Linked DNA regions of Homo sapiens: region 2 is linked to region 1. A link is a loop called in an ENCODE intact Hi-C map of the cell type or tissue named here. Cell type or tissue: endothelial cell of umbilical vein. All regions are shown on one strand.

Region 1 (8,000 bases):
TGCAGAGGATGTCTTTACCTTGATGCCCACTGAACAGCCACTTTGGAGCACCTGCTATGTGCCAGCATTGTGCAAGGTGCCAGGAATACAAAGATGCATAGAACATAATCTTTGACCTGAAAATATCCACAAATGAAAATACTAAAGTTTATCACGGAAAGTGCTATAGTAGAGGTGTGTGAGTGCACTATGGGAATAGAAAAGAGGGGAGACTAACTCTGCCTAAATAATCAGAGATCTCACCAAGGAGGTGGTCTTTGGTGTTGGCGATGATGCTTGAAGGATTATGAGGAAAAATTTCCCAAATGGGCAAGGCTGGCTGGTGGGCATGGAGCAAGGAAAGAAGCACTTCCAGCAGAGATGACAATGTGTGCAGAGAGCTGGCATGAGTGGGGTCTGAAAATAAAGGAAAATAAATAATACACTGTCATCACCTTAGATAATACCTTCATATTATCCACAATTGGAAAGTTTGACCATGTACATGTTCTGGTAGATCATTTAAACATGTCAAATAAGGATGACAGCCAAATAGCACCTGTAGGAGGCCTCCTGTGCATCAGTAGCTGTGTTAAGAGCTGCAAACAAAACAAAGTCCCTGCTTCCACAGAACTTGCATCCTAGTTGAAAGTGAGGGAGGGGAGAGAATGAAAATAACATGTTGAAACATGTCTTATTGTGATAAGCAGTAGGAAGACAACGGCCACCTAGAGACATAGTGATGGTGTCTGGGGAGGGGCTGTTTTCTGCAAGGGGACAGATGGCCCTCCGGCACCTGCTTGCATTTACACATTTACACACGATGGTGAACCACACCATGATTTCACTCTGGGGTTGTATTAAAAATTGGGGGAGTTGTATTTGGCATTTTTCTTCACTCTTTTTCTTGCCTTAACTGATGCTGTTCCCTCTACCTCTATTCGAAAATGTTCACATCTATTTCCCCTCCAAGGCCCAGCTCAAACTGCACTTCATTCCATAAAGCCTCCTCTGGTTTGTATACCTAGAAATCAGCTTTCTCAGCTTAGAACTTCCTTACACCTTACCCAAACCTCTTTTATGGCACTCACTACTTTCTGTCTTTGGATGTACATACCTGATTTATCCGTCTTGCTCTGTGTAGATAGCAGCTATAGTTATTTTATTCTAGACTTCCTTATATTTCTCAGTACAACAGTGTTGATTAATATAGCAAATGTTACTTTCTCCACTACTAATATAGCAAATATGCTTTTTGCACTATTCCTAGCCCTTTTTATATTGAGTACATCCAAATAGTTGCTTAATGAAAATATGCCACATCAACTTTAAAATTAAATCTTTAGTATCTAGTCTTAGTACTTATTCTAATGCAATACTTTGGATATGATGGCTTTAAATGATACTTAGAAATACAAACACAATAAATAATGGGGAATTCTCCAAAGAGCTTGCTTGCTTTATATCATAGGGTTATATGAGGCATTAAACAGGCTTTTTTAAATGTTTGATCAATCTGATCAGGATCTTTCCTTTGCTTCCATGATCACGATTCCTTCTACTGAGTCTTCTATCCTCTTTTCTGTTATTTTCTAAATTCCCCCCCCATTTTTGCTCATCTGTCTTGCTCTCCTCTCTTTGCCCTTGTCTCTCCTCTTCTTCTTCCTATCACTCTTCTCTCTTCCTCTTTTCCTTCTATCCTTCCTTTCTCTCACTTCCCACTTTCTCCTTTTCATTTTCCCCAGCTTTTCCTGTTTCCTTCCTTTCCTTTCCTTTCTTTCCTGTCTTTCCCCTCCTTCTGCCTGTAAGTTCCCTTCTTTCAACCCTGTCCACGGTGCTGAATATTAAACAAAGCATTTATGGATTTAGTCCATGGTGCTGGTTTATGGCACTGCTAAAACTCTGCAAACAAAATATAGTTGAGTATAAAAGATTGAGTTCCTATTATGTAGAAATAAACAACATTGACAAGAGTACATATTAGTTATTAAACATTTTGAGTGTTGTGTTGTTTGTTGTGTTGTATGATTTACGTATCCTTACCCCTAATTTGAATATGTTACATTGTTGTCAGAAATAATAGAAGCCAGAGAAGAATCTTTTATTAGCATAGGATATTGGATTTTCCATAATTTATTCTATCCAAGTTGGAAGATTTGGGTATTAGAAATCTATCTTTCCTTGGTAACATGTATATTTCCTACTGAAATAGGTCAAAATATTGCCATATGTATGATAGGTTTTATAAACTTTTTTTTTGTAATTGATTTGATTTTTTTTTTTTTGGTAATTATGTTTGCTACAGGAAAGTAAATGAGAGAGATGTGCCAAAAGCTACAATTAGTCGGTACAGTTCTGATGACACTTTGGACAGGTAAGGGGCTTTTGAACCATATAAATGGAATGCATAACATATTAAATACATTTTCTAATAAAGTTATGAAGTATTTAAAAGTTTACCAAAATAAGGTTTGAATCACTGATATTTTATTCCCAGGGATGGAGGGCTCTAAGAATTGAATTATCTTCTTCAGATCTCACTAAATCTTGGCTAGATGCATTTCCAAAATCTTTTTAATAGTAGATTGATATGAAATATTCTTAGAGACACTGATTTGAGTACAGCTAGGGTGGGTACTGTGCAGAATCTGTTAGTTCAATATAGGTTTTTTTTTTTTTTTTTGCGAATATGTATAATCCTTGTTCCAACATTTGGTTCTTCCACACTGATGGTGGAAAAACGTTAGTCCATGCAACTGCTTTATGGAGAGACTGTAAATTTTAATAATACAATAGTTTCAATCCACTCCAGGACAGAGACGTTAGCTCTTTACTTTCTCTTTAGAAGGTGAAAATACTCTTTTGACACTGGAGTCTCCATAGGGCTGATAGAATGAGTCCAACGTGTGTGCCTCCTGTTAGTTCCTTCTTACATGGAGGGAAAGGGCTCATCTCTACAGGGAAAATAGGGCAACTTCTATTCAGGTTGAAGTATAAATGCCACAAATCAAATTTTTAGTTTAGATTTGGTAGAGGCGCTTAGTAAGCATAAGTAAAGGACAAAGTTAGCATCTTTAATAGGAGTCTTTTGGACTCCTATTAAATAGGCACCATAAGTACCCAAAGCCAGTGCTAGTTGAGTTTACTCCCTGCAGCTAAAGATGTGCTGCAATTGCAGGCAAAAATGGCACCTACTGGGTTTTAAGCAAATACATGGTAACTTACAGCATCCAATAGATTCTAAACTCAGACTATGCCAGTGTTGATTAATGTAGCAAATGTATATACCTTCTGCATTATTCCTAGGCTTTCAAGTCAGTCACCCTAATAGAGGACAATCAATGCTGGTATCCTAAAGAGTTGGTCTTTCTCTTTTAAAAATTATCATCCTTGTCAAAAATGAGTTTGTAGTATATGTACAAGATCTCATCTCCACAGCGGTGCATAGAGAAGAGGTATATAAAATACCTCTGTCCATTCATCCTGGTCTTGCAGATGGTTAATTGAAGAAGGAAACCCTATTTCTAGGAATGAATTTTAAAGTGAGATAATTGAGACTCAAGTAAGGTGGAAAACCTAAGCTTTTGTAGGCTGTGCATCTGAACGTTTATGTCAGGCCAGCCGAGATACAGCCTAGGAATGTGGGAAATAGACTAGACCTCACAGGCAATGTAGTTAGGTCATTCTCAGCCTTAGCTATAAATTAGTACCACTGAGTGGGCTCTTAAACTTTATTGATGCCTTGGTCCTACTACCCCTCACTCCCCAAATTCTGATTTAATTAGCCTGAGGTGGAACTCAAGCATTTTTTTTCAAGCTTATAGAGTAATTCTTATGTGCAGCTGAGATTCAGAACCACCAATATAGCTCAAGCCCTTCATTTTATACCCTCAAAAGCAGGCCCAGAGATTACATGATCTATTTACACACTTTAGTGGTATGTTTGGGCAAAGTATCCTGGCAGCTCATTCCCAAGGCACTAAATGTGGAAATAGATTTGAGGAAGAGAACACAGGGGTTAGTAAAGAAAGGCAAGTCCTGTTAGCAGGAGCTGAACTTCTGTAATACAGACCACTCCAAAATGTAAGACATGAAATAATTTTAGGAGGAAGATGATCAAATATATCTGGTATGTGTGCATTTGCATTTTAATAATGATGCACTTGTTTTAATGAATATGAGAAAAGTACTGAGTTTACGTTTGAAAAGTTCCCTTTAAAATATACTTATGTGTGTAAAATGTGAGGTGTGCAAAAGAGACATAAATAAATGTGTATGTAGCATCCAGAGACAGTGGGTTATAACTAATTTGGAAAACCTAGGTTAGGAGGCCCTCTAGTGCTCCATTGTGAAAGTATAACTTCTCCTTCGGCTTTTCTGATCATGCTGCTAATTACATTGTTTGGTATTTCAAGTCTCCAAGACAGATTTTTATTAAAACAACCTATTTTATATCACAAGTTGACAGAAATTTAATTTCCAGGATAAATACAAAATTAATCTCCCACAGCAATAAGAAATCAACATACATATTGGAATGGTGGTTTAGAGTTCTCTCCATTACCATTGATAGACTTATTCCCCGGGTAGCATGATAGAGACTATGAGAGGTGACTAAAGAGTAAAGGAAGGTCTGTTAACCTAATATATGAGTTTTGGGAACAATCATACTACAGAATCGAATATATGACATTGGATCCCAGTGAACGATTTGGGAGATAGACTACTTTCTACTTGTGTTACCAAGAGAAAGCCATGCAATAACTCTGAGACTCCATTTATTTATCTATAAAATGAAAATCATTATACCTACCTTGTAGGGATGTTCTAGAGAGTAGAAAAAACATATCAAATGACCAGCAAGAAGTACTAGGTATGAGACAAGGAAAGAAGGAACAGGGGCCGAAGTTATGAGATCCCACCGTTGGCATATAATGATAACCTTCCTTATTTGTGCTTTCTGACTCAAGAAGCAGATGAACACACCTTTTCTAGATCTATGAGATTAGAATGATTAAAATCTCTAATGATCATTTGGACTCATTACATGTATTAGTCAAAGTAAACTAATTTGTCAAGGTAGAGTAACTTTTTAACAAATCTGCTTCCTCTCTTCCAAATCTAATGGTTTAACACACTATAAGGTACTACTTGACACATCAGAGTCCAATGTGATTTGCTGGAGTCCATGAAGTGACTCAGGGACCTAAGTTCTTTCTATATTTTAATGCCGCCATATTTATGCTGCCATGCATACCAAAGCCATAGTAGAAGGGGGAATAAATAACAAGGAAGACCACCAGGAGGTTTTACAATGGGTCTGGAAGTGGCAGATAACGTATCTGCCCACACTCTTTAGTCTAGAGCTCAATCACATGGCCCCAACTTAATTGCAATGAAGGTTGGAAAATGTGGTCTCCCTGATTGCTCAGAAAGAAAAGAAAATGTGTTTTGCAAACACATAATATTGTTTATGCCACAAACCTTAAAAAAAAAGCCAAGTAGTTCATTGATGCCTTTTACTGACATAGGAAGTACTGTCATTGACAAGATATATCATTAGAAAATAATGAAAATGAAAATAGAGTTAAATGCTCAATGAGTCAGAAAGACAAACAGGCAAAAGGCATAACACTTAAAATTTCAGGCTGGGTGCCTTGGCTCACACGTGTAATCTCAGCACTTTAGGAGGTGGAGGCGGATGGGTTACCTGAGGTTAGGAGTTCGAGACCAGTGTGGCCAACATGGTGAAACCTCTTCTCTACTAAAAATACAACAATTAACTGGGCGTAGGGGTGCGTGCCTGTAGTTCCAGCTGCTCAGGAGGCTGAGGCAGTAGAATAGCTTGAACCCTGCGGGCAGAGGTTGCAGTGAGCTGAGATCACACTACTGCACTCCCGCCTGGGCAACAGAGCAAGACTCCATCTCAAAAAATAAAATAAAATTTCAAACTATATTAAAACAACCTCATAAGTAGATTTTGTCATAAGTGGTTTCTTTTTATTTAAAAATTTTCTAAAATGTAACACTTGAAAAATAGTTCTCTTTACTAGAGAAAGGCTATGTTGTTAAGCTATTCTAGCATGAAAATGGTCTGAAAGGAGTTTGATAATTTAAATATTTATCCAGACTTTTGTCTTGTTTCTTTATAAAGGATCTCAGACAGAAATGATGCTGCTAAAACATATAAGGCCAATACCTTGGATAACCAACTAACCAATAGGTACCAGTATCTACTAACTATGGGAAAGGCTCAAGTATAATATTTTTCTAAGTGTTACCTATGTACTTGCAATTCTTCAATCCTACTTGATATCTTTCTGTAAATTCTTAGTCTCTATCATTACTCCTGTTCATGGCTAGAATAAAACCTTGTTGTTTAGCTTAAGAATCAAGAGCACTTGTAGCTCCAAATCACCATTCTTACCACATTTATGTTTCTGTTTAAGTTGTCCTGGTGGCAAAATTATGAAATAGGTGCAAATGCAAATTTTACATTATTATTGTTAAGGAAAATTACTGAACCCAACAAATAAAAATATTGGGCTTAAAAGATACTAAATTTTCAGAAGAAAAAAAATTCTTTGGAATCTAGTACAAGAGACAAAATCATGAAATCATCTTATGAAATTTATTAAAATATGATGCTTTCTATTTCTTTCTCTCACCAGTGTCTAACTTTTAAAACTCTAAATTCAGGAATAATTCCAAATAGATGCAAATGTTCATTCTTCATTGTTCAAACTTTGCTTTCTTTCTCTCTTACCAGGAGCATGTCCATGTTTAGATCACTGGAAGTAACAAAGTTGTATGTATTCTTTCTAATTGTAGTATATTTCTTTTTATGTATTCAAGAAAAACCAGGGAAAACCACCTCAGGCCAATTTTATTGGAATACAGCCATGCCCCTATTGCTCTGGCAGAGTTGAGTAGTAGAAGACAATACCAAAATGGTCTGTAAAGGTTCAAATGTGACTATCTGGACTTTTGCAGAAAAAAAAGATTGCCAATCATTACTCTATCCAAACACCAAAGCTTAGATCATCCTTTCTTTCTTCTTCTTTATTAAAATCTAGACTCCTTATTTTTTCCCCTACAGGACTTTTCTTCCCTCTACTCTCACAATAATTAACCCTTCCTCCACACCTCACTTCCTTCCCCACCCACCCTTCACATCTATGCCTCCTCCTTCAGAGAAAATTGAATTGGGAAAACATGGGGTGAGCTAAAAATCTATTTAAATGGAACACATTTTCCCTGGAATGTACTACTGATGGTTATAAGCAGCCCAAATCAGACAGATTTATAAACTTACTTTATTTTTGAATTCCTATTTATGTATAAAGTAATTTATACACTGGATCACACCTCTCAGTGCTTGAAATGGGCCTGGGTCACTTCCATTTTTGAGGCTCTGCATATATGAATAAATGCCAGATAGAGACTTAAGATGGTATGATTTAAAATTTTTTATTAAGCAATAATGCTTCTAATGCAAAAAACCGCAACATAATTAGTTAGTCACAATATAATCACAGGAATAAAAGAAATGTGAATCTGTAGCACGCCAGAATTGATTTGTCTGAATTTCCGACAGTTAATGTCATTTTATGAATCACTTCTTTATTCTATTCCTTTAGTTTTAGCTAGTTCTATGAGAACCTGACAACTTCTAAAATATGTCAACTAAGGAAGAAGATTTTTGGCTGTTTTTCTATCCCCAAGTGAAACATTTTATGAACAGAGAGCAGGCAGGAATATGAGTAGAATTTAAGACTTTTCAAAGGTAGGCTGAAATGAAAAAGTTTGAGAGTGGGATTAATTGTTGTTCTTGTCATTAAACAGGCAACCTGGCGGTTCATTGAATGCCAACACCTCCAACACCATAGCATCCACTTCTGCTACTACTCCTGTAAAGAAGAAGAGGTAGGATGAACTCACTGTGTCTACCTCTTGCTGATACACTATGAAAGACTGCATTAGAAAGCTTCCTCCTCTTTTTTGTGGGGATCCAGCATCTA
Region 2 (8,000 bases), 57 kb before region 1:
CTGCATCCCATATATTGCTCCTAACCTTGGCTTAAATGCTCTTAATCTAGAAGGGCCGTTAAGCCCACAAGTTTTGGGTTCAGAGAGATGAAGTCCCATCTCTGCCAGTGTGAAAATTAGAGCAAATCAATTTTCTTATCTATAAAATTAGAGTAAATTCAGTTTATATCCAAAATGGGATTTAATCATATTAAATCATTAATATGATCTTTAATCATATTAATTAATTAATTAATTAAAGATCAATCTTTAATATGATCTTTCCCACTTAATTTTTCAATGTCTCCCATGCCCACTCCCATAGGGTCAGGTATGAGGCTTTCAGTCATCAGTCCATTTTCCAGGGTACCGTGACTGGCTAGTTCAGACTAGCCGATACGGGAGTCATCCAGAATTTATGCAATTTAAACTTTTCTGTTGATTTTATTTAGTTGTTAGGGATGATTTCTGTTTCAAAGTGAGGAAAAAATCTTCCATTTTCCATTGGTCAAACCTTACTGACATTTATTCAACCAAAATTGAGTGCCCCCCTTGTGCTCAGCACTATCCTTGTGATAGGCAGACAGCATGCAGTAATGCAATAAAAGCTGCTATGCTCGCTCGTGGAGCTTACATTCTAGTAATACCTATATACACTGTTAAGTGTGTTTACAATATGTTGTTACATCTTTTTCTCTGTTTAAGGCAAATTTCTACAGGCCATGACTTGTTGCGTTTGTAACTATTAGTTGAGTATCTCAAACACAAAACCTGAAGATGAAAAGATAAAATGCTACCATTATTACTGTTGTTGTTGTTATTTTAATTCTAATAACCCATAGAATTTATAAGAGCTATTAAGTTTTGAAACATGCAAATAGATAAAAAGCAAGCACAATGTTACTTTTTCAGAGTCATTACTATTACTCAGTGTTACTTTTTCAGAGTCTATTGCTATATAGAAAATTTTGAGGCACCCGCCAGGTGCAGTGGCTCACGCCTGTAATCCCAGCACTTTGGGAGGCTGATGGGGGTGGATCATGAGGTCAAGAGATCCATCCTGGCCAACATGATGAAACCCCATCTCTACTAAAAAATACAAAAATTAGCTGGGTGTGGTGGTGCGCACCTATAGTCCCAACTACTTGGGAGGCTTAGGCAGGAGAATTGCTTGAACCCGGAAGGCAGAGGTTGCAGTGAGCCGAGGTCGTGCCACTGTACTCCAGCCTGGCCGCGACAGAGCGAGACTCCGTCTCAAAAAAAAAAAAAAAAAAGAAAAAAAAAAAGAAAATTTAGAGGCACCAAACACCACTGAATTTGTAAACCCCCAGATTTTGAAGACTCAGAAAGGACTAAGGACTAAGTTTATACTCATTCAGCCTTGCAAATAAATACCAAATTTACAGAGGTACTCAAAATAAATATGTTTTCATTTTATAGTGACAGTGCACATAAGAAAAAAATTTACCCCTTTGTTTTTCTGTCCTAACAACGTCTGGCTCTAAACAATTCTATAACATACACATACAGGTACACATTGAATATATACATTTTTAAATCAAGTATTATTTCAACAATGCTTTGAATAAATTTACAGGAACCCAGTGGGGTTTTTTCCTTTCAGTAAGACTAATCCCTAGATTTGAAAATTGATTGAATTGAGGGGTATGACAAGTTCAAATTCAAACATTATCATCACCTCAATATTAAACTAACCATAAAAATATTCCATATATAAAACATGATTAAAAATAATCACTGTCATAGTAGTTAGAAAATAAGGCTTCCTTCACCTGAAATTTTGTCCATTTGAAGAGGGAAGTGGACCACAGTAGGGAGGGTTGAAGACTGGAGACTCCCCAAAGAGCTCCCTGATATTTATTATCATCAGCAACAGAAATCCCAGAACACGGCCGGGTGCAGTGGCTCACGCCTGTAATCCTAGTGCTTTGGGAGGCCGAGGCAGGCGGATCACAAGGTCAGGAGATCGAGACCATCCTGCCTAACGCGGTGAAACCCCATATCTACTAAGAATACAAAAAATTAGCTGGGCGTGGTGGCGGGCGCCTGTAGTCCCAGCTACTCGGGAGGCTGAGGCAGGAGAATGGCGTGAACCCTGGGAGGCAGAGCTTGTAGTGAGCCGAGATCTCGCCACTGCACTCCAGCCTGGGCGACAGAGCGAGACTCCATCTCAAAAAACATAAAACAAACAAACAAAAGAAATCCCAGAACACTTTTTATTTATGAGAAGATGGCAATGAAATGTGTGTACTAAATTATAGTGCTTCTTTTTCTTCCATTTCTGAAAGCAGTGACATTCCTATTGGTGCACTTTAAAAAGGAAGCTAAAGTCAGAAGTGGATTGCTGCCTCCTGCTCTTTTTTTTATATTTTAACTTTTAGGTTCTGGGGTACATGTGCAGGTCTGTTATATGTGTAAACTCATTACTTGAGGGTTTGGTGTACAGATTATTTTGTCACCCGTTACTAATCATAGTACCCAACTGCTTTTTGTTTGTTTGTTTTCTGAACCTCTCCCTCTTCCCACCCTCATAACATTGAAAAATGTGTTCTTACATGTAATTGGGAAAGTAATTTCCTAAAAAGAATTTAATTAAGCCTTAAATAATAGGCTTCTGTCACCTGCATCCTTCTCAAAGCTGACTTACTGCTTCACTTTTTTTTTTTTTTCTGACTTAACCAAAGATAATGGACCTTTTGAGGTTCTGGCTGTAGGTTTGTTCCTGGTAAGTGGGCTTGAAGTATTGTGAGATCAAATCCAAAATGGTATTTTTTTAAACTAGGCTACCATGTGAATACCATTTCCCACCAAAAGTAACAGAAGAGTTCATGAACATGGAAAAAAAAAGTATTCTTTTAGCAGCTTGATACACAAGGCTTCATTATTTTTCTTACTTTGTTTCCCTCTAGTGCCCCAAAGTGAAAAGTGCATGGGTATTTTATATGGAGATGTCCAATTCAATTAATTTATTCATTAAAAAGAAATTGATTAGATTCATTCTTATTGTCCCTTTTAGAACTTGGGTACTACTGCTCCTTTTTAGGACATAAAGTCCTGAATCCCCTGTACTCCGCGATCCCACCAATACCGCTAAACACCTCTTCTTGGTCATACTCAGATTTCAGAACCAAGCAGATGATTGTGATTGTGTTTGTTTCCATGTCTTCTGCCTAGTTCTTATTTTTTTAAAAAATTTTTTTTGGCTTGGCGGGGGGTGGTCCTGAATTTAATAGGGCTACAAACTATAATCATAGGCAGGCATTAGGCTCAAGTTGGAACAATTTTTAACTAAAATGACTTAATATAATCACTTAATTTACTTTGTTATGCAATAACTCATAGTAATTTTTTTTTTTTTTTTTTTTTTTTTGAGACGGAGTCTCGCTCTGTCGCCCAGGCTGGAGTGCAGTGGCGCAATCTCGGCTCACTGCAAGCTCCGCCTCCCGGGTTCACGCCATTCTCCTGCCTCAGCCTCCCAAGTAGCTGGGACTACAGGCGCCCGCCACTACGCCCGGCTAATTTTTTGTATTTTTAGTAGAGACGGGGTTTCACCGTTTTAGCCGGGGTGGTCTCGATCTCCTGACCTCGTGATCCGCCCGCCTCGGCCTCCCAAAGTGCTGGGATTACAGGCGTAACTCATAGTAATTTTTAAGAAGGGGGAAATGCATAAAAAATGGACTACGTAGTCCATTTTTGACCTGGAGACATCATCCTTTGTCACATTTACAGTTACTCATGAGCATTTGTCTCTCCCCTAGTTTTAAAAAAGAGAACAATGATCAGGGCTTGCAACCACAGCAAGTGTTATTACCAGGGAGAATTATTATCTTGCTGATCATTCTAGGTGAGACTGCATATGCTTTGTGGTCACTGTGGGCTGGTGCTCTGGAGCAGTGATTCAGAGGCACTTACAATTTCTTTTGGCAGAATGCCGGGTATACATAGCGAAATGATATTTTTATGGCTTTTCTAGGGTTTGATGATCTCACATTTCAGGCTGGACAACTTCCCATAGTGATAGACCTATTATTAATTAGAGAATGTACGTGTGACAACCAGTAAGGGATGCTTTTGTTTTTTTCTCAAAGAAGAAGGTACTCAATGGACCATCTGGGGAACACATGATGTACTGTGAGGTTGTCCCACCCTGATCTTTTGTGGTCTCAAATATGTGACCAGACGCCTTATATTCCATTCTTGACTGTTCTCCATCAGATAAGAATCAGGCAACACAGTAAAAACAGTGCTCTGATTTCAGGCAATAAGTTCTTTAATACCTTTTTAAAGCTCAAGGTAGAATTGTTGAGCTGCAAGTGACAGCCTGCTTATTTAGAGTTAGAACAGGAGAGATTGAGATGAAGTAAACCTGGATGGGATGCTTTCTTTGGCATGATTTTAAAGACACTTGGCAATAATCTTCAAAGGAGGGTGTGTGTTTATCTTTCTTGGCATGGCTTTTGTTTTACTTCTGAAGCCCCACCTTTTCTTTCGGGTAATTTTTTTTCCCCAGTATGTCTGGCAACTGTGCTGAGGCTGCCCACAGTGCCAACTTTTCTGGGTAACTTAGGGAAAAAAATTGAATATGAATTTTTGCTGTCAAGTAGAAAAAGAATATCCAAATGATTGCTTTGCAGTTGAGTGTTGCTTGCTATGTTGAGATGATCATAGAGCAATCTGAGAACTCCAAAATTTTGGTAACTTATTTATATAGAACTCAGTGAAGTGAGCCTTTAAAACGAGAGAAAATATCAATGAACATTCTGTTTTACTTAAAAAAGTTATTCCAGTTCAATTACCATTACCACCAATTTCATTTTTCAATGGAAATCATAAGTACTGAATGTAACGGTTTAGGATTTTAAGCTCTCATGTGGTTGTAGACCCAAAATTTAAGATAGAAATGTATAAGAAGGACTAATTCTTAATCCAAAAATACAGTGGTCAAGTGAGTGAGTTATTGCTTCCTGGCCTTTTGGCTAAGATCAAGTGAAGTGCGTGGGTTTTAAAGGCAGACAATCTTTGAAAACATACTCTACTACTTACTAGCTGGAAGAACTCTATGAGGCTAAAGATTCCATAAAATTAAGGGTCTTTTCTTTCTTTTATGCCATTCTGCCTCTAGTATCTGGCAACTTGCCTGACACATAGTAAAAGCACAACTACAGAAGGTTTTTTCTTCCTGTGGATGAAAATTCTTTTCCAGTTAAGTGCTTTCACATAGAAAGATTGACCTTTTTCTCGTTTCTGAAGATCGGTTGGGTTCTGCCAAGAATCATATGCTTGAGAAGATGAAACATCACTTAGAAATCTGACATCTTTGCTTCCTGTTTCCTATTATGCTGCTCATTGTTGAGAATGCCATTTAAATTGTTCCTGAACCCACTTCCTTATAGATTGGTTACATGAGGTTAGAAATCACTTAACATTAAATGTTTTAACATTGAAATGAAGGAACTCTCAGCATTTAGAGACAAAAGAGGGCAGAGTCATTGAGGCTAAGGAAAAGAATTATATTTTTCTGTTAAAACCTTCTGTTGTATGATATCTTCTACATTCTATGACCTATAATCATCAGGGAATTTTGTCACTGCCAAAATTAACTCAGATTTTATAACCAAATTAAACTTTGAGAAGTCAGTTCTCAAAGTCTTCCATGATTGAATGATACTTGTGTGGAATGTAAATTGTACTCATTTGGAATATCTCGAATGGCTGCCTATCAGTTCACTTAATTTCCTCAACCTTACACGAGCAATTACCATGTGACTGGCCTGAGCTAGCATCAGGGGACTAGACATGAATATAGACATTTCATATCTAAAAATTTATCCTGTAGTTTGCCATATTGACATGAAAACAAAGAAAATGTGACATAATGGAAGATGTATAAAATAATGGTGAATATCACAATGGGAGGTGTTCATAGACTGATAATTGCCCACCCAGTATTAATTCTTCTTCTCTTTCTTATAGCAGAAACCCGATTCTATACCAGGTGGCAAAATATCCAGCTGAAGGCCCCATTTTTCTATCCTCTCTTGTAGCTGCGTGTGACCATGGACTAAATTCTGGCTAATAATATGCAAATGAAAGTTTTTGGGTTGAATTTGGGGAAAAGTTCCCTTAGCTTGGGGAGAAATGACTGGGGCTTGCTAGCTGGAATGTGGACGTGATGTGGTTGTGGAATGCGGATGTGTTGGCTGTAGCTCTAGCAGACACCCTGAAGCATGATGTGATCTTAAGCATGGAAGTCATGTACAAAGGATGTCAGGGAACAAAGATAGAAGGACCCTGGACACTGATTACTGAGCAGAACCCTGGATTGACTCTCCCTCAAGTTGGGTGTAGAAATGCATTTCTGTCTAGTTTAAGTCACTGCTACTTTCACTCTGTTACTAAGGTATAAATGCAATTTCAGATGACATGAAAGGTATATTAAGAGTTTCTTTTTAGAGAAAAGTGTTGCCAAAGGTATTCATAGAGGAAATAATGCTTTGGCAGATTATTTTAAAGGACAAACAGGAGGAGTTGTCCAGGTTACAGGAGAGAGATGAGGAATCCATGGAAGAATATTTGGTGTTACTGCATATGTCATTAGAATTATTATTATTATTATTATTATTATTTTTTGAGACAAGGGCTCACTCTGTTGCCCTGGCTGGAGTGCAGTGGCATAATGTTGGCTCACTGCAGCCTCGATCTCCCAGGCTCAAGTGATCCTCCTACTTCAGCCTCCTGAGTAGCAGGGACCACAAGCATGCATCATAATGTCCAGGTGTTTTTAAAAAATTATTTCTTGTAGGGACAGGGTCTCACCCTGTTGCCCAGGCTGGTCTCAAATTCCTGGGCTCAAGTGATCCACCTGCCTCAGGCTCCAAAAGTGCTGGGATTACAGGCATGAGCTACTGCACCCAGTCTGATTTTTAATTTGAATTTTTTATTTGGAAATAACTGCATACTTAGAAAAATGTTGCAAGAATGAGAATAACACTAAGAACATCTCTTATACCCTTTACTCAGGTTCATCTATTGTCATCATTTTATGTCATTTGTTTGTAATTTGCTGTCTTGACTCTTCACGATTTACCATTATTTTACCAATATAAATTGTACAAATCATGGCTTTTTACCCCAGTATCACTTTACCCTAAAATATTTTACTGTGCATTTCCTAATAATAGAGATATTCTCTTTCTTTTTTGGGGGGTGAGGGGGTTTATGGAAAAGTCAAGTTCTAACAAAAATACAATGAAAGTTTTTCATCCAAAGTCCTAAGGAGTACCAAAGTAGAATTGAAGGCAAAACACCCATACTAAACACAACTAATCTTACATAGAACATGTTATTCATTCTAATAAAAACCATTCTGGCTGGGTGCGGTGGCTCACGCCTGTAATCCCAGCACTTTGGGAGGCCAAGGCAGGCAGATCACTTGAGGTCAGGAGTTTGAGACCAGCCTGGCCAACATAGTGTAAGAAAAATGGCTGCGCTTTAGTCAGGAGTAGGCTGAGGTGGCCTTCTGGTGCAGCATTACTCAGCGTGTTTGGAGAGCAGATGCACGACCCCACACATTATGTAACCAGGCCATGTGAGGCACATTAGATGATCACCCACATGAGCTCGTGCTTGGCTTGGAGCCACTATTGTCTGTAAAAGGTATAATTACCCTGCTAACATTGTACATATGGCTTGCTGGTGCCCACAGAATAGAGCCATGTTGAAATTGTTTACGATTCCTCAAGTGTTTTTCCAGCTACCTGCCACTTGCCCACTGACTCCCCTTGCACCTCAGTTAGAACCTGACACATGGTGAAACCCCGTTTCTACTAAAAAAATACAAAAACTTGCCGGGTGTGGTGGTGCATGCCTGTAGTCTCAGCTACCCAGGAGGCTGAGGCAGGAGAATCACTTGAACCCGGGAGGCAGAGGTTACAGTGAGCCGAGATCGCGCCACTGCCCTCCAGCCTGGCCTACAAGAGCGAGACTCTGTCTCAAAAACA

What was found. Peaks named below come from ENCODE experiments on the same cell type or tissue, not always from the same donor. Only the 100,000 strongest peaks of a DNase experiment are listed, where the experiment ranks them.
Region 2: it touches region 1 in a loop (4-fold over the local background); 50 of 110 quality-filtered maps call a loop at or near these places.

What each region holds. Positions count from the first base shown.
Region 1 is chr13:77,561,547-77,569,546 of GRCh38, forward strand. It overlaps SCEL (sciellin), which reads left to right. Exons shown (of 33, transcript NM_144777.3): 5 at 2,285-2,353; 6 at 6,134-6,202; 7 at 6,749-6,787; 8 at 7,825-7,905. Among named protein-coding and RNA genes, the nearest start is that of SCEL, 30 kb to the left of the region's middle. In endothelial cell of umbilical vein, a CTCF peak has its summit at 4,330; a DNase peak (open chromatin) is centred at 4,315; H3K27me3 peaks cover 463 bases.
Region 2 is chr13:77,504,155-77,512,154 of GRCh38, forward strand. No RefSeq gene overlaps it. Among named protein-coding and RNA genes, the nearest start is that of SCEL, 28 kb to the right of the region's middle. In endothelial cell of umbilical vein, a CTCF peak has its summit at 2,908 (motif pointing left); DNase peaks (open chromatin) are centred at 2,897, 3,957, 4,467, 5,347 and 1 weaker place; H3K27ac peaks cover 2,568 bases.